Linked DNA regions of Homo sapiens: region 1 is linked to region 2. Evidence: read pairs that join two places in POLR2A ChIA-PET (ENCODE). Cell type or tissue: A673. All regions are shown on one strand. Each heading gives the region's core, and the rest is flanking DNA. Links, peaks and the distances in the headings are about the cores only.

Region 1 (17,624 bases), core at 4,402-12,401, 87 kb after region 2:
GAGAGGCTGGCAGGGAAGGAGAGGAGGAGGAAGCTTCTTGAAGTTAGTGAGGATGTGAGCCTTTAAAGTCAGAACTCAGGCTGGGTGCAGTGGCTCACGCCTGTAATCCCTGCAGTTTGGGAGGCCGAGGTGGGTGGATCACCTGAGGTCAGGAGTTAGAGACCAGCCTGGCCAACATGGTGAAACCCTGTCTCTACTAAAAATACAAAAATTAACCGGGTGTGGTGGCACTGCCTGTAATCCCAGCTACTCGGGAGGCTGAGGCAGAAGAATTGCTTGAACCTGGGAGGCAGATGTTGCAGTGAGCTGAGATTGCGCCACTGCACTCCTGCCTGGGCGACAGAGTGAGACTCTGTCTCAAAAAAAAAAAAAAAAAAGTCAGAACTGAGCAAAACTGGCTAGGTGCTAGTGGCTCAAGCCTGGAATCCCAGTACTTTGGGGGTGCCAAGGCAGGAAGGTTGCTTAAGGCCAGTTGTTCGAGACCATAAATAAATAAATGAATACACAAATAAATTACATTAAAAATAATTAAACAAAACTCTTCACCTAACTTCTTCTCATTCTTCAGGACTCAGCTTACATATGGTATCTTCATTCTCCTCTGTGCTTCCTCCTGCCATAGCACTTTTTACCCTGCATGGCAGAAGTCCATATAGACAGGGAGCTCCCCAAACAGGAACTATGTCATTCTGAGCCCCAGCACCACCTGGAAGAGTAGGTGCTTAGTGAATGTTGGTGGAATGAATAGTTGAATTAAGGAGGTGGGAATGAGCAAGGAGGGTGTGGTTGAGGGGATACGGATAGTGTGGGTCATGAAAGCTCAGCTCAATGAGCACGGTGCTGGGCATTGGGGACAGCAAGGTGAATCAGACACAGCCCTTACCTTTGAGGAGCCCCTAGTGTGTTATGGAAGATAGACACATTGACAATATTACAGGGCAATAAGTGTTGGAATGGAGGGAAGCCAGGGGATTGTCAGGGCACAGAGAAAGCATCTAACCAAGCCTGGAGACCAGGGACGGTTTCTTGGAGAAGCTGATGCTTAAGCAGATATCAGCTAGACAAAGACATGTCACTGTGAGTGTATGTGTGAGCACAGGCATGTCTAGCATAGCACAACAGGCAGGGGAGACAGCATGAATAGAGCACAGATAAGGGGGCAAAATCAGCCTTGGTCTATGCCAAAAGGGCCATAGCAGTTTGTTATCCTTAGAGCAGAAAACCCTAAGTGGTGAGAGTTGAGTCAGCAGGGGGCCAAACAGGGGGAGCTCTTGTGTCATGCCAAAGAGATGTCTTTACTGTCATCTCAAAGGTACCCGGAATGTGAGAACTGTGACTCAAGTTACCAACTCATGGGTCTAGCCAGCTCAAGGGCCTCTCTTGCTTAGCAGAATAACCCCAAATGCACCCCACCCAATTACTGTCAGATTCCTGAAATATTCTTCATTAGTAGGTCCATATGGTAACCTTTTCTTCAGGTTCATTAATAAGGACTTTTAGGAGCTGAGAATCTAGTGAGGCCAGGAAGATGACAACCAATTATCCAGACTAGCCCCCAGTCCTTTTCTTCTCCTAATTGGCTTCAGAACAATGACATTTCTGCTGTTTTTAATGGGGCTCAATTCTTAACTGAATCTGAGATGTTCCTCCACCCCCCAAAAATGATCACGTTTATCTACTCTGTCCAAAGGCAGCTGTCACAGACCCATAGACTGCATCCACACTGCCTGCTTCTGAATACGACCTCAGAATTCTATTCAGAAACTTGCAACCAGCTAAACTCACCTCTCCTCATCCCAACACTGCTCCAGAACATGTCTCCTCCACGGTTCAGATCCCTTCTCCATCCTGCTCTGACACCACCTCATCTCTGTCATTTATCAACCTTCAACTCACATCCTCTGGTCACTGATGATTTGGGCTCAGTGGGACTCACTGTCTTCCTTTCTACTCAAGGCTTGTTTTCATTCTCTGGAACTTTGAGTGTCATGTGGACAATCCATCCGGCACCTTGGATGGACCTTCTCTTCCATTTTGCTTCAGCTATTCACCTGTCCCTATAACTTGAGCTATTTTGACTTGGATTTGTGTCACTGGAATTGAAAGAGGTCTGATCAATTCAATATCCAGCCTCACTGGCTGAACACCCAAGACCTGGCATGGCCTGGTCTCTACTCCCCCAGCTTCATCTTCCTGGCTCACACTATGCTCCAGAAACATCAGTGCTTCCTGATTTTGTGCCATTGCTCATGTTATTAATCTCTAGCTACTACTCCTAATCATCTTCATTATTCATCTGTGGAATTACTGATCCCAGAGAAGCTTCACTTTTTCTTCCCCACAACACCTCTACCACTCAGAACATATAATGTCTCTCTCCCCTGTACTCTCATGGCACTTTGTGTGATTGTTTCAGTCAGATTCCAACCAGAAAAATGGGAACTATTCTTTAAACCAGAAGGAATTGCTTATATAGGTGATGGAAGAACTAAGAAGCTAAACAGAATATTGAGGAAACCCAGAGATTATCAAAAGCAAAAAATACTAGTATTAGAGCTAAAAGATGCTGGAACCATGAGAGCAGGAGTCACAGTAGAGGAGCAGCCCCTGCTGGGGGGCCAGCTGAGGCAGGGGGAAAATACCTGGATTTCTCCCTTTGCTGCATCTCCAGTCACCTGCCAATATCTTCCTTTGGCTAGTCCCAGCCAGAAGCTACCATCACAGGAGGCTGGGAAACATAGCCTGCAAAGGTCAAACCCTCAGAAGGGGTTGCAGGAAAAACAACAGGAGAGGGTGAAAAATAATAGCAAGTAGGATGAGGACTGGCATAGCCATCGACCCAAAGAAGGTTATAATTATCTGTTTGCAATTTTGTTTCCCTAGTCAGTGTGCATCTTGAGGGAAGGGAACCCATTCACCTCTGTGTCCCCAGAGTCCATGATGTGTTCAGTGACTGTGAACTGCCCTGCCTGCAAGAGATTTTATACCTCCACATTACCACTAGCTTGCAGTGCCTCCTTGTGGGAAGAATACGTCTCCCCACTCCATTGACATCGAGTTTGATTATGTGACTTGCTTTGGCCAATGGATGTGGGCAGAAGTGATGTGATCCAAGTCCCAAGGAAGCTTTAAGAGGCTTTGTGTGGTTTAGCCATTCCAAACGGACCCCAGAGTAAGAAAATGCATGGAACAGAGTTGCAGCTGACTTGTAGCTGGTATGTAATGAGTGAGAAAGAAACCCTTATTCTCCTGACTCAGGCTGTGTGTTACCACAGCATAATCTAAAGAAATCTCACCAATATTGTGGCTGAGGGTGGAAATGTGAAGAGAAACTATGACAGGCTTTTGGGAAAACACCATTGGATGATATGAGAACATTAGGATTTTAAGTCAAAGTCTGAGTTTGAGTACGGGGCCTGCCATCTACTACTTACATGGCTTAGAAAAGTTACATAATCTTAGAGTGGGAAAATAAAGGCACAGAAGTGTGGCACAGCTCATTGTGTGCAAGAAAATGCAAGTGGTCTGGACTCAGCTTCTTCATCAAGAAAATCACTGGTTTACTGTACTGGTGATAATATACTATGTACTATACAGCAATACAGATACTGTATTACAATAGCTGATGATAATGCAGCCTTCTGTGCTAGAAGTGACAACAAAGGTCACAAGAGGATTTTCGTGAAAGCATATTGTGAATTTTAAGTCACTGTTAGTTATTATCAATGCCAACTAGGCCTTTCTTTCTCTGCAACCAGACTCAATGACACAAGGTTCCTTGGTTCATCTCAATCTAGAAAACACACACACACACACAGATTTATTGAGCACCTAAAATAAGCAAGGCAGTGTATGAGAGTCTGTGGGGTCTGAGTCATGAATGCGGAATTGGGTAAACTGAAATCACAGAATCAAAGTGGGATAGGGCCAAACAGATCTTCCTACTCAACTAATCCAAACTGCATGTTTTACAGATAGGTAAATACAGAGACCCAGAGACAGCAAATGCAATGCTCAAAGTCACATAGTAAAGTAGTAGCAGAAGCAGGATAAAACTCTGAATCTCCTAATTCCTAGTCTGGGCGTGCTTTTCCCACTACACTATGCTGGTATGTGTGTGTTTCAAAACTACATTTTGGGCTGGGCATGGTGGCTCAAGCCTGTAATCCCAGCACTTTGGGAGATCAAAGCTGGCAGATCACTTGAGCCCAGCAGTTTGAGACCAGCCTGGGCCACACAGTGAAACCCCGTCTCTACCAAAAAAGCAAGCAAACAAACAAGAAACATAAAAGTTAGCTGGGCATGGTGGTGCATGCCTGTAATCCCAGCTATTTGGGATCAGGAGACTGAGGCAGGAAGATTGCTTGAGTCCCGTAGGTGAAGGTTGCAGTGAGCCAAGATTGTGTCACTGCACTCCAGCCTGGATGACAGAGCAAGATCTTGCCTCAAAACAAAATAAAACAAAAAACTACATTGTGGATGGTCTCTCCTTCCTTTGTAGGCAGAAGCATATTTCCCTTTTACTAGCCTCCCTGGGTTCTGGTCAGATCTCCAGTCAGATCCAGGAAAGGGACAAGAAGCCCCTTTCCGAGGAGCACATGGAGGCAGAACCCTAAAAGGTCATGCTTCTTGAAATAAAAGTCCCTAAAACTCCTCTACTGTTCCAAACACCCACCTGCCTCAGCATCTATATGATCTCAACCAAGTCCCAGGAACTTTGAGGATATGGAAGGCCAATCACAACACACAGCTTTTTTTTTTCTTTTTTTAGATGGAGTTTTGCTCTTGTTGCCCAGGCTGGAGTGCAATGGTGCGATCTCTGCTCACCGCAACCTCCGCCTCCCCGGTTCAGGCGATTCTCCTGCCTCAGCCTCTCGAGTAGCTGGGATTACAGGCATGCACCACCACGCCTGGCTAATTTTTGTATTTTTAGTAGAGATGAGGTTTCTCCATGTTGGTCAGGCTGGTCTCGAACTCCCGACCTCAGGTGATCCACCTGCCTCGGCCTCCCAGAGTGCTGGGATTACAGGCGTGAGCCACCAAGCCCAGCCTCACAGCTTTAATAAACACGAATTGTTGGCCATATCAATAGTCTTGACTGAGAGAGCTGAGAAAAGCTACAAGAAAGGGAATCCTGAGGAGGGATCCCATAAAGCAGAGAATGGCATTACTGCACTGGCAAAGATACCACTGAAACTGACTTAATACCTGAGACAGCAGAGGGGTAGTCACTGGGTGAGGGTGAGGAAGGCTGAACATCCCCCTTCACTGTTCCCAGATCTGATCATATCCTTGCAAAATTCTTAACGTGGTCTACAAGATCCTGCATCATCTGATCTCTCCCCATCTGTCCATCCTCATCTCATGCTACTCTCCCTTGATTATTTAGTCCCTGTGCCATGGCCTTCTTTCAATTTCATGAATATTTCATGCTTTAACCCACATTGGGACTATTCTGGATGTGGAATATGCCCCTCCCTACACTCTACTCTTTGCCTGGCTAGCCTTTTCTCATCCTTTTGTTCTCACCTTAAGTGTTACTTTCTCAGAAAACCTTAACTCTCCAGCCTAAAATTAGGTTTCTCTCTTGCACTTCTTCATAGCACTTGTGGTGGACTTATGTTAACTTCTATCTGCCCCCTTCATTCCCTCCTTTAGGAAACCACCATTTTAAACAGTTATATTGGGACTATGTTGCCATACTTGCCTCCCCCAGCCACTGGGATGGGCACATGACTCACAGGTGACCAATCATAGTATTCTCTGGGATTGATTCATAGTGGTTGGGAGAGAGAAGGTCTCTTTTTGCAGGAATTGGGAAGCCATGAATCTGCCATCATCCCTCTAACTCCCCACGCAGAGAGTCTGGCTATAGAAAGAGGCTGAGGGGATAAGTAAAGCTGAGAAATGGAGAGTGCAATTGAGCCCTGGGTCTTGTGGACTTCCCAGTTACAGGAGCTAATACATTCTCTCCCTTTTTTTTTCTTTTTGAGATGGAGTCTTGCTCTGTCACCCAGGCTGGAGTGCAGTGGGGCAATCTCAGCTCACTGTAACCTCTGCCTCTTGGATTCAAAGGATTCTCCTGCTTCAGCCTCCCGAGTAGCTGGGACTACATGCTCGGCTAATTTTTGTATTTTTAGTAGAGATGGGGTTTCACCATGTTGACCAGGTTGGTATCAAACCAGGCTGACCTCAAGTGATCCACCCACCTCAGCCTCCCAAAGTGCTGGGATTACAAGTGTGAGCCACTGCGCCCAGCCAATTCTATTTTTTTTATTAAAGCTAGTTTGATTTGCAATTTTATCACTTGCAATAACAAGAGTCCTAACTCAAGTAGAACTTATCACAATTTTAACAGCTGTATTGAGCCATAATTCACATACCATACAATTCACCCATTTATTTGCACAATTTTTAATTAATATTTGTGTAAGTATTTATTTAATGTCTCTTTCCCCATTAGTTCCATGACAGTAAGGATTGCAGCTGTTTGTTCATCATTCATTATATCCTAAGTGCCAGGGCAGAACTTGGCTCAGCGTGCTCAATAAATGTTTTTCACTGAATAAGTAAAATGTATTAATGAATATCTACCCTATGCTGGGTCCTTAGGATAATGAAACAAATCAGACACAATCCATGCAGTAGAAGCCTAGGAGGAGAGATAAACATGTAAATAGGCAAGTTCTGGTGATCAATAGCAGAAAGCTCAGGGAGTCGAGTTAGGCAGAGATGGGTTACTTTGACCTGCCCAAATCTAACCAATTCATTAAGGTCTTCTTCAAGTGCCTTCCTAAAAACATGGCACTAAGATTTAATCTCAGGTGTTCTATCTGTGTTCCTAAATAAATTTGATAGGTTTATACTGAGTCCACCACTTGCTAATGGTATAGCTTGAGCAAGTTATTTAACCTCTCTGAACCTCATTTTTGAGAGTATTGGACATGCTCTATAGTACCTAGCTTGAAGGTTTATAAAGAGACTTAAATGAGATAATTAATGCTAAACATTTCACATAGTGCCTTGTTCAATATATATCAGCTATGATTACCACATTTGCTGTGTAGTAAAGTTAAGTGGTTAGGAGCACAGGCTCTGGGAGCCAGACTACCACCTGAGTTGAAATACTGGTTCTACCCTCTTACTAGCTGTGTGACTTTGGCAAGTTACTCAACTTCTCTGTGCCTCACTTTTCTCATCTGTTAAAAAAAACACACACACACAAAATGTGGAGATAAGGAAAGAACATATCTTGGAGGGTTTTAGAGGGATTAAATTAGATGCATAATACTTTGAAACACTTAGAATAAATAGTGCCTGACACATGGTAAGCACCTAATAAATGTTTAACCAATTCACCTTTAAAAAATCTTAGAATGGCCATACAAGGTGGCTCATGCCTATAATCCCAGCACTTTGGGAGGCTGAGGTGGGCAGATCACCTGAGGTCAGGAGTTCGAGACCAGCCTGGCCAACATGATGAAACCCCGTCTCTACTGAAAATACAAAAAATTAGCCAGGCATGGTGGTGGGTGCCTATAATCCCAGCTACTCAGGAAGCTGAGGCAGGAGAATCACTTGAACCCGGGAGGCAGAGGTTGCAGTAAGCCGAGATCGCCCCACTGCACTCCAGCCTGGGTGACAAGAGTGAAACTCCATCTCAAAAAAAAAAATCTTAGTGAGAAGGGCTTGGCATGCTGGTATATTTTTTTCTAATACATATCCAAATATGTATTAGAAAATAAATACAGAAAATCATCCTGCACAATTCCAGTGGCGTGAGTCCCCTCTTTGGGCAACACTACTCCAGACTCACACCATCCAGTGATTTATGGTTCCCTGACCCACAAGGCAGCTCCTTGCCTCTGCCAGGGTTATGCCCCTGCCTGGAATGCCCTTAACTTTCTTCTTCACTGGACTGGTCCTACTTATCTTCAAGACTCCACTTGGGCATCATGTTCTCTGATCCCAGGAGAATGACGTTCCTCCTCTATGCTCCCCCAACATCCCTCTGTCACAGCCCTGACCAATTGGACTATGACTGTTACTGTAGGCTTTCTCACTGGATCGAGCTTATTCAGACCAGGAAATGTAGCCTATTTCACAGCTCAGGGCCTAGAACAGAGTAGGCACTCAGGAAGTCTTCACTGGACAATAAAATGAAGTACCCAAATACTTAACATCATAAAATTAACCAAAACATATTTTTGCATCCTCCGTGCCCGGCCATATGCTAGGCACAGTAGGCACAAAGACAAACAAGATTCATTTCCTGTCTGCAGGGAACTTTCGGGAGACAGACAAGTAAATGAGTGCATCCAACTGTGATGGGTACTGTGACTCTTTTACGTATGGGGTGCATTGAGAGAACAAATAAAGAGCTCTGGCAGGGGGCTGGGAAAGGTTTCATAGAAGATGTGAAGTGTAAGCTGTTTTGAAAGCTGAGTGGGGTCTCACCAGCTGGATGAGGGTAGAAGATGGGGAGTAGAAGAGAGCATTCCAAGCAGATGAAATATAGTCAGTCCAGGGAGAGTGCTGGGAGCCTCCAGGGAGACTACAGGTTGAAAGCCTAAAGGGACCGTCTAAAGTTCACCAGGTGTGGGCTTCATCACTTGCTTATTGGTCAATGGACCACATGGAGGCACTTTCTGGACTCTGAGAACCTCTGTGATAGTGTAGAGACAGCAAGGCCCAAGATGACCCAACCTCCCTGTTTATTAAGCACTTATAGTTTGCTACAGTTTACAGGACACCTTGGGGAGAAAAAAGTATACAACACACACACACCCACATACTCATAATACAAATATATAAAACACACAATTCACACTTGTATTTTATACAGATTACCCACCTATAAGCCCAAATATCTGTTCTTCAGAAACTGTCAGAGACTTTAAACTCTCCACTCCTCAATACTTACAACACTAAGGATGTGAGATATACTTAGGGAGACTGTCTAAAAGCTAAGCAGTACATCTATTCTAGAGGAAGATTTCAAACTTTCAAACCTACAGGCATGGAACTCTTTTTGTAAGGCAACCTTACCCTGGACCCCAATACATAAAATAAAAGCTCTTCTTTTAAGCAAAGGTAGGTAGAGTTCTGCTTTGGGGCCACTGAGACATGCCTGGGCACCTAGGCCTCAAAGGAGCACAAGGATCAAAATATGTTAAGCTTGGAAAAAGTCAGGACACCGATGAGCTACATACTCAAACCACATAGTTTTGTTCCTTCATACTATTACTTTTGTTGTGAATTGTGTTTTGGTGAGAAGCATGAATTTGCATTGAGATAAACTGTAAGAACAGCATATAAATACTCAGTGCTGGAAGGATGTTTGATATTCAAGACATGGTCACATTCAGCATACAGAGTCTGCTCTACAGTTGATGATGAAGAGTAGTGCTTCTCTGGAATAATGGGTTTGTTTTTATACTAGGACACTCTAAACCATGTAGCTGATTATGTTTCCCTCTTGGCAAAGGTTGCTAGGAAGCTCAAAGACAACATTTTGGCCCCAACTCTTGCAGGTGTCCAAGAACTTAATACTTACCCTAGCTTCCTCTTATTTTTCCCTCACCCTTGCTTTCCCTTTGCTCCAATTTTCTCACTTACTTATTTATTTTTATTGTTGTATTGTGACCATTTTTATAAGATATCTCAAGTCCTTTGTGGAAGGAACTGGTAAAAAAAAAGAGTTTATAAATTTAAAATTTATTTACACATTCAATATAACAAAATATATACATATCAAAAATGATGAATTATCTAAAACTCACAGCACAAAGCCCATATGTACCTCATACAAATATAAAACAATACACACAGATCACATAGGTACATAATTCACAATCACAACACTAATGTCATAAATACAAACACACTCGTACCCTGTTTACCCCACTCTCATGAGCATGTGTACAAATGCACACATGCACATACATGTGTCATGTACATACCAAGCTGCTCTGCAAGGAGCTGGCCCTTCTCAGTGGGAACAACCCTCTCTTCCTCCATGTCACACTTGTTCCCCACCAGAATAACTTGTGCATTGTCCCAGGAGTAGGTCTTGATCTGAGTAGCCCTAAAATGAGATAGAAAGAGATATGTTAATCATATTCCTATAGACTGAATGTCTGTGTCCCCACCTCCAAATTTACATGTTGAAGCCTAATCCCCAATGTAATGGTATTTGGAGGTGGAGTCTTCGGGATGTAATTATGTCAATGAGGCTAGAGTCCTAATAAATGTGTCCATATAAGAAGAGAAAGAGGCTAGAGCCCTCTTTCTCTCTTGGCCATGGGAGGATACAACAAGAAGCTGGCTGTCTCCAGATACTGGAGCTGCTGGCACCTTGATCTTGGACTTCCTAGCTCCAGAACTGTGAGAAAGAAATGTCCGTTATTTAAGCTACCAAGTCTATAGTATTCTTGTTATAGCAGCCCAAACTGACCAAGACACATACCCTCCTATGACAAAAAGAAAACTGTGAAGTGTGAAGAAATGGTTTCTCTTCCACAGGACTAGCAACATCCAAGTTATTGCCAATTAATTCAGCTGAGGACAGACAGATACCTGTCCCTGCTGGCTGTCACAGATGCTGACTCCTAAGCCCTAGCTGCAAACCTCATCCATCTTTTTGAAGTCCACCTCTACCATATCTGGCCATCCCTCTCCTCACTGGGCAGAGAGGTCTTTCTAAAACAGGTATTTGATCACAATGAATCTTTTCTTAAAAGCCTTCTCTGGCCCCCAGCTAGCTATGTGATCAAGTCCAGATTCCTCAGTTCAAGATCACTCATGCTGTGTCTCTCCAGCCTCATTACCCATTCTCCTGCCTCCCTAACCTTTTTACTCATTCCCCAAAAGCTCTTCCATGGCTTGTGCTTTTGCCTACACTGGGAAGTCCTTCCCCACAACTAACTCATCCTCCAGGGCCCAGTGCTGATCCCACAACACCTTGAGGGGAGCCTCTTCAAGCTTCTCCTAGATCCACTTAGCCTCCACCTCCTCCTATGTGATTCATAAACCTTCCCTGAAGCCTCGGATTATGATTATTTGCAGGAACCAAAATGTCAGCAGTGGTTACCTTCATATAAGATGATTATAAGACTTTTAAAAAATACTTTTTGGCCGGGTGCGCTGGCCCACGCCTGTAATCCCAGCACTTTGTGAGGCCGAGGTGGGCGGACCACGAGGTCAGGAGATCGAGACCATCCTAGCTAACATGGTGAAACCCCGTCTCCACTAAAAATTAAAAAAAAAAAATTAGCTGGGCATGGTGGCAGGCGTCTGTAGTCCCAGCTACTCAGGAAGCTGAGGCAGGAGAATGGCGTGAACCCGGGAGGTGGAGCTTGCAGTGAGCCAAGATCGCATCACTACACTCCAGCCTGGGTGACAGAGCGAGACTCCATCTCAAAAAAAAAAAAAAAAAAAAAAACCTTTTCAAATTTCTGTACTTTTCACATTTTTAAAAGTGAGCATGTATTACTTCTTTAATTAAAAACAAAATTTTAAGAGGAAATAAAAAAGGACTCTCTTATATTATGAAGACATCTTTTTGTGGAGATGGGCCTAACATTCCCCAAAGACCCCATCAGGTAGAAATGATTACTTCCTCTTTTGGTCTCCTGCACGTTCACCATGACACCTATTACACTTGGCTGAATTTGTCTCTCTCCCTGAGGGCAAGGACCGGCCTATTCATCTTTGGGATGCCAATACCCAGCACAGAACACACAGCGAAGAAGGTGTCAGTGAATGCTGATAAATGAACGAGCCAGTGAATGGTCAGTCCTGAAGCAGATCTTGAATCTGACTCTACCCTGACACTGACAACCTAACTCAACCCTAACTGCAACCTGAACCTACTACTGACCCTGCTCTTAAAGTTGATCTTACCACCAACCTTCTCATTTATGGTGAGAAGCCATTCCCTCAAAGGATGGAATTCACTCAACCACCACTTCTTGTGGGCCCACAGGAAACCAGGCCCCATTCTGGGCACTGGGGCTTGGATGGCAGGTAGGGGTGAGACTGAGACCAAGTTACCCACAGACAAAACTCAAAGGCCAGGGCTTGGGAGAGATAGACCCTCAGTCTTCAGACTCAAGGCAGGTAACTGGGGCCAGCTCTCCTTATCTCCCATGCTACTCTTTCTTTCATCTTCCTCCCTTCTCCCACCCCATTTCCTCTCAGCTCCCAGGTTAGCAACAAACTCAGGTTATTCTTGGAGGAATCGTCACCAGGTGTTAAAGTCACCGTGTTCCTGAGGCAGAATGAACAGAGACTGAGGGAGGAAGGGAAGGGGGTCAAGGCCAACAGGGAAATGGGCAGCGTGGAGACACTTCAGGGGAGATGTGATGAGAGAGAAGAGGAGGAGCAGGGAGAGGGGAGGAAGGGAGGAAAATGATGAGTGGAGAGAGTAAAGGGAAGGGGAAGAGAACAGAGGAAGGAGAGGAGAAAGACCCAAGGTAGAGGGAAGAAAGAGTTATTTAAAAGGAAGGGACAGAAAGGAGGAAGAAGAGGATAACCAGGAGGCAGAAAAGGAGAACACAGACCCCCAGGAATGACAGACATGCTGATGACACCCTGAACTGCTGGTCAGAACAGGGGAGTGCAGCAGGCAGCCCACAAGGTCACTCTCAGCTCAAGCTGTGTATGTGAAGCCAACACAATTATGACAACTGCTCCCTGGGAGAAGCGAAGTCCTCGAAGGTCACCATTAGGCAAAAGGGAGAAGGAGACAAGCCCAGCACTGGCCAGCACTGCTGCTGTGTGCCTGGTCTGCTCAGCCTCTCCGATTCTGAAGGACAGCCACCACACAGATGTCCCACCTTCCCCCATCCTCATCTGAGCAGGGACACTGGGTCCTGGCCCTCCCTCTCATGTGTCCTTCCCCTCAGGCTCCCTTCTCCTGGGAATCGTGCCCCAGGAAGAAAGCTATAAGTTGCTCAGAGGTTGCAACTCTGGGGTGCTGTACTGATTTCCATTGCATATTGAGCCTTGATGAACTTGGACTGTATGTGCTCCTGGACACCTGGCTCAGCCCAGGGATAAACTTTAAGTGCTATGTGGATTCACTCTCCACTGGAGCTACAGTAATCTTCCTGAAACACAAATGTGAACCTGTTGGTTTCTAATTCATACGTCATCACCTATGGGACAGAATCCAAACTCCTTATAGCAGCACACAAAACCCTTCATGACCTATGCCCTTCAACACTCGCACCTACCTTCTCACCTTTGCACATCTGTACTCATTTTCTGGAACATCCTTATTCATTTGTCCCTCGGGCTAACTCCTGTTCATCTTACAAAATGCAGCATATGTGTCAGCAACTCCAGGGCACTTTCTCTGACTCCCTAAACTGGGTCAGAGAGCCCTCTGCTGGGTTCCCACAGCCCTGATGCCTCGCTTCATCACTGCACCTAGCACACATTTTCTTTTCTTTTCTTTCTTTTTTTTTTTTTAAGATAGAGTCTCACTCTGTTGCCCAGGCTGGAGTGCAGTGGTGTGATCTCAGCTCACTGCAACCTCCGCCTCCCAGGTTCAAGCAATTCTCCTGCCTTAGCCTCCTGAGTAGCTGGGATTATAGGCACGTGCCACCACGCCTGGCTAATTTTTGTATTTTTAGTAGAGACGGGGTTTCACCATGTTGGCTAGGCTGGTCTCAAACTCCTGACCTCGGGTGATCTGGCTGCCTCGGCCTCCCAAAGTGCTGGGATTACAGGCGTGAGCCACTGCACCCGGCCTATCACATGATATTTTCATTCCTGCTTATGGATCTGTCTTCTGCTCTCGTCTGTAAACTCCTGAGGCCAGTAACCATGTCTGATTCATCTGGGCTTCCCCAGCACACAATACAGGACCTAGCACATGTTAGGTTTTAATGAACAGTTTGTTAAATGAATGAATGAATATGGGTCTCATACCAGTCTTGGACAGCATTGAAGGACTCTTCATTGGTGATGTCATACATCAGAATGAAGCCCATGGCCCCACGGTAATAGGCTGTTGTGATGGTCCGGTACCGCTCCTGCCCAGCTGTGTCCTGGGCAGGAAAAGAAAAGAAACAATCTCTTAGAAAGTCTGCTTTGGTTCCTAAAAAGTCCCCAGGACAATTAACTAATAACCCAAGACATTTTTTTTTTTTGAGATGGAGTTTTGCTCTTGTTGCCCAGGCTGGAGTGCCATGGCGCGATCTCAGCTCACTGCAACCTCTGCCTCCTAGGTTCAAGTGATTCTCCTGCCTCAGCTTCCCGAGTGGCTGGGATTACAAGCATGCACCACCATGCCCAGCTAATTTTGTATTTTTAGTAGAGACAGGGTTTCTCCATGTTGGTCAGGCAGGTCTCGAACTCCTGACCTCAGGTGATCCACCCGCCTCGGCCTCCCAAAGTGCTGGGATTACAGGAGTGAGCCACCGCGCCCAACCCAAGGCATATTTAAGGAGCATCTATTATGTGTCTTGTATTGTGCTTGCTGACTAGATTAAAATGATTTTTTAAATCTCATAGAATTTAATAAGAATAATTAAAATCCTAAAGGAAAAGTGGACAAGAGGCATGAACAAGCACATAAGAAATGTTGAGTGGGTAATTATTACATAAAAAGTTTTAACCTTATTTTTGTTTCTTTTTTTTTTTTTTTTTTTTTTTTAAGACAAAGCCTTACTCTGTTGCCCAGGCTGAGAGCCCTGGCACAATCATAGCTCACTGCAAGTTTGAATTTCTGGGCTGAAGCAATGCTCCCACCTCAGTCTCCGAGTAGCTGGGATTAAGGTTTTGTGCCACTGTGCCCAGCCCCTTATTTTTAATAATAATTCCCATGATTGATAAGCATGCAGTGAAATATACAAATTCACATCTTGCTTGTGGGAGTGGAACTTGGTTTAGCCTTTCTGGGAATCAATTTGGAAGTCTTAAGAGCATTAAAAATGTTCATACTCTTTGACCCAGAAATATTCCTTCTGGGAATTTTTCCCACAAAATTAGAAAAATTTTCCCTATAAAAATAGAAAATCAGACAAATATGTATGTACAAAAACACATTTGTTAAAACTTTATCTAGACAGTGAAAACATATCATCAACTTATATATTCAACAATAGGAGAATGGTTAAAATGTAAGAATTTTTATGTAAGTTCATGTATGTAAGAATATTTAACGATATGAGACAATACTTGTATGTGTGATGTATTAGTTTTATAACTATATGTGCACAGAAAAAAATAGAAGAAACACATCAAAAGGTTAATAGAGATTTTCTCTGAATAAGAGACAAGAATTACTGAGATTTTGATTTTCTTCATGTAATTTTTTTTTTTTTTTTGAGACAGGGTCTCACTGTGTGGCCCAGGCTGGAGTGCAGTGGAGCAATCTTGGCTCACTGCAATCTCCACCCCCTGGGCTCAAGTGATCCTCCCACCTCAGCCTCCTGAGTAGCACACCACCACACCCGGCTAATTTTTGTATTTTTAGTACAGATGACGTTTTACCATGTTGCCCAGGCTGGTCTCAAACTCCAGAGCTCAAGCAATCCACCCACCTTAGCCTCCCAAAGTGCTAGGATTACAGGTGTGAACCACTGTGCCCAGACTTCTTCATGTATTTTTATTATCTCTACAATGAGCACATATTACTCTTATGTAAGGAGAAATAAACATTTTTTCAAAAAATGACTTTAAGACAATTCTTAATCACAAGTAGCTCATAGTCTAGTTGGAAAGACAAACACGTAAGCAAGCAACAAAGACAAGACCAACAGCAAAGGGTTATCAGGGCACATTGGGATGCTTCCAAATTTTCCACACAGTCCTCGTGTGAGGGACCAGCCAATCTTCTCTATATCATTACAGTCTCAGAATGTGTGATGCTTAAGCATATATAAAACATGTCCTCATATATTACCTCATTTAAATTCTATGAGATTCCAGTGAGGTAGGTGTCATTATTATTTACACTTTATAGTTGAGAATGCAAAAATTGCAGAAAGGGCAAGTGACTTTCCCAAGGTCAAGGTCATAAAGCTGGTGACAAAAAGGTAGGCCTTAAATCTGGGACTTTTTTTTTTTAAGAGACAGGGTCTCACTCTGTCACTCAAGCTAGAGAGCAGTGGCACAATCATCATAGCTCACTGCAGCCTTGAACTCCTAGGCTCAAGTGATCCTCCCACCTCAGCCTGCAGAATAGCTAGGACTACAGGCGCTCGCCAGTGTACCCAGCTTTTTTTGTTTTGAGACAGGATGTCACGCTGTCATCCAGTCCTGAGTGCATGATCACAGCTCACTGCAGCCTCAAATTCCCAGGCTCAAGTGATCCTCCCACCTCAGCCTCTCAAGTAACTGGGACCACAGGCATGTGCCACCATGCCTGGCTAATTTTTTTTACTTTTGTAGAGACAAGGTCTTACTATGTAGCCATGGCTGGTCTGGAACACCTGAACTCAAGTGATCCTCCTGCCTCAGCCTCCCAAAGTGCTGGGATTAAAGGCATGAGCCTGTAAAGCCCAGCCAAATCCAGGACTTCTGATTCCATGTCTAATGCAGGTACCACCACAACTCCATCAATGAAAGATTGATTTATTCACAAGCATCTACTGAACACCATCTATAGTTATAATAAAAATAAATAAGGAGAAAAATAATTTCAGTATGCCACTATTTTTATACAGGTTGCACCTGTTATCCACAAATACTAGAAAACCCTGGAGAATATATGTTGTTACTCTCATCTTACAGGTGAGGAAACTAAGATTCATTCAGAACTAATCTGTCTCTCTCCTGCACCCATTACAACATATTGCCTTAGCCATGAACTATACTTAGTGTGATAATAACATAGAACAACCACCACCCCTGCCCTCAGGAAACCTCAATAGAGTTGTGAAGGTGGCTAAGATATAACAGCAAATTGATAATTAGCAATATGAGGTAATATGTCATCAGCACCAGATAAGTGGTATAAAAAAAAATGAGTTGGCTGGGCATGGTGGCTCATGCCTGTAATCCCAGCACTCTGGGAGGCCAAGGTAGGTAGATCATTTGAAGTCAGGAGTTTGAGGCCAGCCTGGCCAATATGGTGAAATCCTGTCTGTATTAAAAATACAAAAGTTAGCCAGGTGTAGTGGTGTACACCTGTAATCCCAGCTACTTGGGAGGCTGAGGCACGAGAATCACTTGAACCCAGGAGGCAGGGTCGCAGGGAGCTGAGATGGCATCATCGCATTCCAGCCTGGGTGAAAGAGTGAGACTGTCTCAAAAGGAAAAAAAAAAAGAGTCACACAAGTTCAGGTAAAGTAGAAACATGGTGGTTTGGGGTAGTTATGGAAGATGTCAAAGTGGAGATAATATATCCTTTAGGATAGGCTGGGTTCTTCAGGAACAAGCAATCCCAAATGTCAGTAGCTTAAACAACAAGGTTTTATTTTTTATTATTATTACATATCCATTAAGGACTGGCTGGGTGCTCTGCTTTTTGTCATCTTTATTCCAGGATAAAGACTGACAGAGCAACTACCAGAGGGGAAAAAAGTATGTGAGTCATGTATTGGCTCTTAAAACTTCCACTTTTCCCATTTCACTGGCCAAAGCAAGTCACAAACCCACACCCAACTTTC
Region 2 (8,000 bases), core at 1-8,000:
GTAGCTAAAGATATGCAACTCACCACTCAGCCTCCCCTATTTCTCAGTTTGTAAGTATTTAAACATTCTATCATACCAGAAGACTTAGGCTAAGATAAATTGTATCCCTCAATATACAGAACAGTCATGTCAGCTTAATATTAAAGCAAAATCACACAAAATTAAACTGCTGATTTTCTTTTCTATAAAATGTTTGACATATCAGTCTCCAAAGCTGCCTTTATGAACTAAAAAGTGGTTATATCTCTATGAAAATGAAATCCCCCACAGACTGGTAGCCCCGCAGGAAGATTATTCTGCTTTTTTTGAGACAGAGTTTGCTTTACTGCCCAGGCTGATTTTAAACTCTTGGGCTCAAGCAGCTCACCTCAGCCTCCTGAGTGGCTGGGATTACAGGCATGTGCCACCATCTCAAGCTCCTGATTCTTATCTGCAAAACTACTGTGCCAGTTTGATGACTAGGTATCTATTACAGACCACTCCCATTTACACTAATTTTTTTTTTCCTTTTTCTTTGAGACAAGGTCTCACTCTGTTGTGTAGGCTAGAGTGCAGTGGCACGATCTCAGCTCACTGCAGCCTCGACCACCTGGGCTCAGGCAATCCTCCCACCTCAGTCTCCAGAGTAGCTGGGATCACAGGCACAGGCCACCATACCTGGCTAATTTTTGTATTTTTTTAGAGACAGGGTTTTGCCATGTTACCCAAGCTGGTCTTGAACTCCTGGGCTCAAGCAATCCACCCATCTTGGCCCCACAAAGTGCTGGGACTACAGGCATAAGCCATCGCATTCAGCCCCATTTATACTAATTTTTTCATGTATTTATTCAATAAACATTTATTTAGCACCCTTTACATATCAGATATCATGCTGCATTAAGGATAAAAAGGATAAAACAAAATTCCTCATCATCAGGCATTCACTGTCTAATAATGAGATGAGCCAGTATAATACAGAATGACAGAGATAAATACAGAATGTAAGAAACAAGCAGTCAGGGAAGGCGTCTAAGACAAGGTACACTTAAAAAGTCAAGCAAAAACTAAGAATAACATGCAAAGAAAGACAAGGAAGAGAACCTTTGGCCTAAGATGGAAGACTGAACACTGGGATTTATCTACTTTCCATATAAAATAATCACATTTGGAGCTCAGGAGTTCAAGACCAGCAGGCAACGTAGCGAAACCTCATTTCTACAAAAAATACAAAAAATTAGCCTGGCATGGTGGCATGCGCCTGTAGTCCCATCTACTTAGGAGGCTGAGGTTGGGAGGATGATTTGAGCCCAGGAGGTCCAGGCTGCAGCGAGCCCAGATCGGGCCACTTTACTCCAGTCTGGGTGAAAAATGAGACCCTGTCCCAAAAATTAATAAATAAATAATAAAAAATAATCACATTTAAGTGATAGAAAAAATGTTTGGTTTTTTTTTTTTTGGTTTTTGAAAATAAAATCATGACAGACAGAAAACAGGAAAGGACACTGTTAGCAGATTACAAATTTTTAGAAATCATTAGAAGACATGCAAATTTGATCAGATTAATGGAGAAAACCACAGACCTATAAACATGTAGTAAGATATTGGTTCTTCCCAGGAAACCCTAGAAAAAGTCTAAGCTTCAGATCAATAAATAAGAGCAAAGAGAGCCTCAGGGCAATAAGCTCAATTATGTAAACTGGAAGCAATCCAAGTCTACTGACAGCAGAATAAAAAAACTGTGGTATATTCATATAATGAAAATTTTCTTCACAGTGGAATATTGTAACACAGGGAAATACAGAATTCAGCAACAAACTACGACAGTGGTTAATCTTAAAAACATGAGTGAAAAAAGCAAATCACAAAAAAATACTATATGAGTACCATTCACATAATGCCAAAAAACAAGCAAAAGTAAACAGTATATTATTTAGGTATACATATATATCCAACTTTTTTTAAGCAAAAGAATGATAAACACAAAATGCAAAACAGGGCAGGGCACAGTGGCTTGCGCCTATAATCCCCGCACTTTGGGAAGCCGAGGCAGGTAGATTGCTGGAGTCCAGGAGTTCAAGATCAGCCTGGGTAACATGGCAAAACCCCATCTCTACAAAAAAAAATACAAAAATTAGCTAGGCATGGTGTATCTATGGTCCCAGCTACTCCAGAGGCTGAGGTGGGAGGATGGCTTAAGCCCGGGACATGGAAGTTGCCGTGAGCCACGTTCATGCCACTGCACTCCAGCCTGGGCAACAGAGCAAAAACCTGTCTCAAAAAAAAAAAAAAAAAAAAAAGCTAACTACTTGTTGGGGTGGGAGGGCAGGGCAACATGTAAGGATACAGAGGGATTAAAATGTTCAAGACCACCAGAAGTAGACAGCAATATGCCACCTCTAAATATGCCTCCTTGGCATAAGGATTGTTGAACTGAAGGCAATTAAAAAGCAGATGCAGGAAAGCTCTCTGCTATCCACTTGCCTAAAAGCAAGACATAAATTTACTCCAAAGACAAAAAAGGTTAAAAAAAAAAAAAAAAAACCCAACCCCTGTTTACCGTGGAAGAACACAAGTTAACCACCAAATACAACTTTACACCTGTATTGGTCTGGATACGACACCAAAGGAATCCACATTAACAAGTTTACTAATTATGCTTTGCCTGCCATTATTTGCCTTTCTACAAGTTGCTGCCCCTACAGACTCAAAGTCCTTTTTCTTTGTCTTGACACTTTGCTAAACATTTGTTGAAGATACTATATAAGCAGGAATTAAAAGCCAACTCATTCTGAGTATCTCCCATGTATTTATGAATTATACATGTTAACAAACTTATATTTGTTTTTCTTTTGTTACAGGGGACCATTCCAAATAATAACTTATGAGGGTTGAAAAAAATTATTTTCCTCCCTTACACAACCCAACAGCAGGACAAGTTAAAATCCAAGAGCTATTTTCCAAGAATATGAACAATCTGTCCAGAAATAAATTCTAAGATGAATCTCAGAGATGCAGAATCATAGAGAAGCAGTTTGAGGTAGTCCCAATATCTGTATCAGATACCAACTCAGGTTGGGGGAAAAAAAAAAAAAGCCAGGGAAGGGGAACTTTACTTGGTCTTTGTAAGGTGCATTTTTTTTCCAGCTTAAATTTTTCATAAACAGAACAGAAAAAATCTAAAAATCTACTATCAAAATAATCCTATGCATTCTACTTTCAAAATAAATCACAATTCTGATAACTTCTCATCAACTCTACAGCTATTTCCTTAGAGCATGTTGTCATCGTGTCTAATCTCCTCCTAACTCTCTGTTTCCATTCTAACCTCAATACCCTGGCTATACTCGCCTCCACCACCACCATCCCCCGACGCCCCAACACACCTCAAGTCAATTCTCAGCAGGCTAAGTAAAGCAAATGAGCCCTGCTATGGGCTGAAATGTGTTCCCCCCAAAATCCTATGTTGAATCCTTAAACCCTACTACCTCAGGATGTGATTGTATTTAGAGACAGGGCCTTTAAAGAGGTAATTAAGCTAAACATCAGGCCTCTAAAGTAGGTCTGAATCCAATCTGAATGGTATCCTTATAAAATGAAGAAATTTGGAAACACGATGGTACACCAGATATGTGTGCACACAGAGAAAAGACCATGTGAGGAGATACCAAGGAGAAGGCCAACCGCAAGCCAGAAAGGCCTCAGAAGAAACCGAATAGGGCCGAAGAGGACGGATCATGAGGTCAGGATATCAAGACCATCCTGGCCAACATGGTGAAACCCCGTCTCTACTAAAAATACAAAAAAATTAGCCAGGCATGGCGGCGCGTGCCTGTAGTCTGTCTCAGCTACTCGGGAGGCTGAGGCAGAATTGCTTGAACCCGGGAGGCGAAGGCTGCAGTGAGCCGAGATGGCGCCACTGCACTCCAGCCTGGGCGACAGAGCAAGACTCAGGAAGAAAGGAATTCCGGAAGGGAGGGACGGAGGGAGGGGGGAGGGGGGAAGGGGAGGAGGGGGGAGGGAGGGAGGAAAGAAGGAAGGAAGGAAGGAAGGAAGGAAGGAAGGAAGGAAGGAAGGAAGGAAGGAAGGAAGGAAGGAAGGAAACCAAATAGGCTGACAGCTTGATCTTGAACTTCTAGACCCCAGAGCTGTTATTTAAGCTACTCTGTCTTTGATATTTTGTTATGGCAGCCTTAGCAAATTAATACAAGGCCATTTCCCTTTTCAAAATTCATCATTGGCTTCCCATCATACTTAAAATCCAAAATCCTTACCATGGCCTATACAATGCTCAACATAATCTCGTTCTCATTTACCTCTCCAACCTTCTTTCCCACTACTCTTCCTTCATTCTGTTTGCTCTAAACAAATGACTTTATTGTTGTTTCCTAAACACTGCCAACAGACTCTCAGTCCAGGGCCTTCGTGCTTGCTGTTCTGTTGGCCTTAGGGGCCCTTGACCCAGATAAAGTATGTGCCCGACTGCTCTACCTCTTTCAAGTCTTTCATGAAATGTCTCCTTTTGGCCCGGCCGCAGTGGCTCACACCCGTAATCCCAGCACTTCGGAAGGCCAAGGCGGGCAGATCACTTGAGGTCGGGAGTTAAAGACCAGCCTGGCCAACAATGGCGAAAACCCGACTCTATTAAGAATACAAATATTAGCTTGTGTGGTGGCATACGCCTGTAGTCCCAGCTACTCAGGAAGCTGAAGCAGGAGAATCACTCGAACCCGGGAGGCGGAGGTTGCAGTGAGCCAGGATTGCACCACAGCACTCCAGCCTGGGCGACAGAGCGAGACTCCGTCACAAAAAAAAGAAAAGAAAAGAAAAGAAATGTCCCGTTTTCAGAAATGCCTTCTCTGACCACACTACCTAAAATAGCTCTTTCGCCCATTTCTATTCTCTTTTATCCTACTTTAACCTTCTTCGCACCATTTATCATTACTTGATTTTATTTTCTGCCTGCACCATTAGAATGTTATCTCTGAGGACAGAGCTTTTCTTTCCTTCACAGCTATATCCTGGGACAACACCAGGCATATATATACCAAACATTTAATAAACAGATATTGAATAAACAAAAGAATGTTAACGCCTGGAGGGGACCTGATACATAGTAGGTACTTAATATCTACTTAATGAAACAAAATGAGACAAAATCTAACACCTAATTTAAAAAAAAAAGAAAGCTATGTGTACAACATGTATCCATTAAATGCATATAAAGTTACAACAACAGAACTAAAAGTACACAAATCAAATGGAATGGTAATGTATATATCTGGGGAAAGGAGAAAAACTAGAGATACAAAGATATTTTACACTTTATAATTTTTTTTTTTTTGAGACCAAGCCTCACTCTGACGCCCAGGTTGGAGTGCAGTGGTGCCGTCTCGGCTCACTGCAACCTCCACTTCCCAGGTTCAAAGTGATTCTCCTGCCTTAAGCTCCCGGGTAGCTGGGACCACAGGCGTGCACCACCGCACCTGGTTAATTTTTTTATTTTTAATAGAGACGGGGTTTTCACCATGTTGGCCAGGCTGGTCTCAAATTCCTGACCTCAAGTGATCCACCCGCCTCGGTCTCCCAAAGTGCAGGAATTACAGACATGAGCCACCGTGCACAGCCGACACTTTATAATTCTTAAAACATTTTCACTCTTTTTGTGTCTGGAATTGTTGGGTTCTTGGTCTCACTGACTTCAAGAATGAAGCCGCGGAGCCCCGCGGTGAGTGTTACAGTTCTTAAAAGCGGCTTGTTTGGAGTTTGTTCTTTCCAATGTTCGGATGTGTTCAGAGTTTCTTCCTGCCTGTGGGTTCGTACTCTCGCTGGCTTCAGGAGTGAAGCTGCAGACCTTCAGGGTGAGTGTTATAGCTCATAAAGGTAGTGAGAACCCAAAAAGTGAACACCAACAAGATTTATCGCCAACAGCGATGGAACTCGACCCAAGTGGGTTATCACCCCAGGAGCCTGCAGCCTGCTTTTATTCTTATCTGGCCCCACCCACATCCTGCTGATTGGTCCATTTTACAGAGAGCCGATTGGTCTGTTCTACAGAGAGCTGATTGGTCCATTTTGACAGGATGCTGATTGGTGTGTTTACAATTCCTGAGCTAGACACAAAAGTTCTCCACCTCCCCACTAGATTAGCTAGATACAGAGTGCTGATTGGTGCATTTACAAACCCTGAGCTAGACACAGAGTGCTGATTGGTGCATTCACAAACCTTGAGATAGACACAGAGTGCCGATTGGTGCATTCACAATCCTTTAGCTAGACATAAAGGTTCTCCAAGTCCCCACCAGATCAGCTAGACACAGAGTGCAGATTGGTGCATTTACAAACCTTGAGCTAGACACAGAGTGCTGATTGGTGAATTCACAAACCCTGAGCTAGACACAGGGTGCTGATTGGTGTGTTCATTAACCTCGAGCTAGGCACAGAGTGCTGACTGGTGTATCCACAATCCCCCCAGCTAGACATAAAGGTTCTCCGAGTCCCCACTAGACTCAGGATCCCAGCTGGCTTCACCCAGTGGATCCAGCACCGGGCCAGCAGGTGGAACTGCCTGCCAATCCCCTGCCTTGCGCCCGCACTCCTCAGCCCTTGGGCGATGGATGGGACTGGGCGCCGTGGAGCAGGGGGCGGCGCTCGTTGGGGAGGCTCGGGGAGTGCAGGAGACCACGGCGGGGTGGGAGGCTCAGGCACGGCGGGCTGCAGGTCCCGAGCCCTGCCCTGCGGGGAGTCAGCTAAGGCCCGGCGAGAAATCGAGCGCAGCGCCAGTGGGCTGGCACTGCTGGGTGACCTGACGCACCCTCCGCAGCTGCTGGCCTGGGTGCTAAGCCCCTCACTGCCAGGGGCCAGCGGCCACTCTGAGTGCGGGCCCGCCAAGCCCACGCCCACCTGGAACTCTAGCTGGCTCACAAGCCCCTCGTGCAACCCCGGTTCCCGCCCGTGCCTCTCCCTCCACACCTCCCCGCAGGCTGAGGGAGCCGGCTCCAGCCTCCGCCATCCCAGGAACGGGCTCCCACAGTGCAGCGGCGGCCTGAAGAGCCCCTCAAGCACAGCCAGAGTGGGCACCGAGGCCGAGGAGGCGCCAAGAGCAAGCGAGGGCTGTGAGGGCTGCCAGCACGCTGTCACCTCTCATTTTGTAATAAAAAATATTCATTTATGATTTGTACAATAAAAATGATTTTGTAAAAATACACAACTCACTCCTTAGCAAATTAAGAACCTACACATAAAGCCCTTAGCTTTATGGAGGATCACGTCTATAAATCAACATCAAATCCATTTTAAAGACAGTCATGAACAAAATGTCCTTTATCGTCACTACTATTCAATATTATATTGGAGGTCCTAATAAATGAAAAAAGATGCAAAATGTATATAAATAAAAAATAATTACGGTGGGGCGCGGTGGCCCACGCCTGTAATCCCAGCACTTTGAGAGGCCAAGGCGGGCGGATCACAAGGTCAGAATATCAAGACCATCCTGGCTAACACAGTGAAACCCCGTCTCTACTAAAAATACAAAAAAAGAAAATTAGACAGGCGTGGTGGCAGGCGCCTGTAGTCCCAGCTACTCAGGAGGCTGGGGCAGGAGAATGGCGTGAACCCGGGAGGCGGAGCTTGCAGTGAGCCGAGATAGCGCCACGGCACTCTAGCCTGAATGACAGAGCGAGACTCCGTCTCAAAAAATAATAATAATAATAATAAGGTACAAATATCGAAAGCTAAAACAAATCACTGCAAAACATATTATTACCTAGAACAAGAGAATTACCAAAAACAAAACCCAAAAACTATTATTAATAAATAGAATTCAGCAAAGTAGCCAAAATCAAAGAACTATAAACAAAAATCAGTAGCTTTCCTATACATCAAAGTAAGATTTTTTTAAAATCCCTTTGGCCAAAGCAATATAAACTATAAAATGCATAAATATACCTAATAACAATAGCTCACATTTTTAATGTATTAACTTACATGTCTTAACCCAGTTAATCTTCACAATAATCCTG

Evidence for each region. Peaks named below come from ENCODE experiments on the same cell type or tissue, not always from the same donor. Only the 100,000 strongest peaks of a DNase experiment are listed, where the experiment ranks them.
Region 1: POLR2A ChIA-PET joins it to region 2 with 10 read pairs; 5 of 35 experiments call an interaction of 5 or more read pairs at or near these places.

Annotation. Positions count from the first base shown.
Region 1 is chr1:51,923,356-51,940,979 of GRCh38, forward strand. It overlaps RAB3B (RAB3B, member RAS oncogene family), which reads right to left. Exons shown (of 5, transcript NM_002867.4): 3 at 13,939-14,057; 4 at 9,963-10,087. Among named protein-coding and RNA genes, the nearest start is that of NRDC, 53 kb to the left of the region's middle. In A673, for the core only: no CTCF peak of the experiment used is centred there; a DNase peak (open chromatin) is centred at 8,296; H3K27ac peaks cover 1,599 bases.
Region 2 is chr1:51,840,810-51,848,809 of GRCh38, forward strand. The region is part of intron 1 of NRDC (nardilysin convertase); the gene reads right to left. Among named protein-coding and RNA genes, the nearest start is that of MIR761, 8.4 kb to the left of the region's middle. In A673, for the core only: a CTCF peak has its summit at 3,842; DNase peaks (open chromatin) are centred at 492, 1,662, 3,402, 4,192 and 2 weaker places; H3K4me3 peaks cover 2,693 bases; H3K27ac peaks cover 7,635 bases.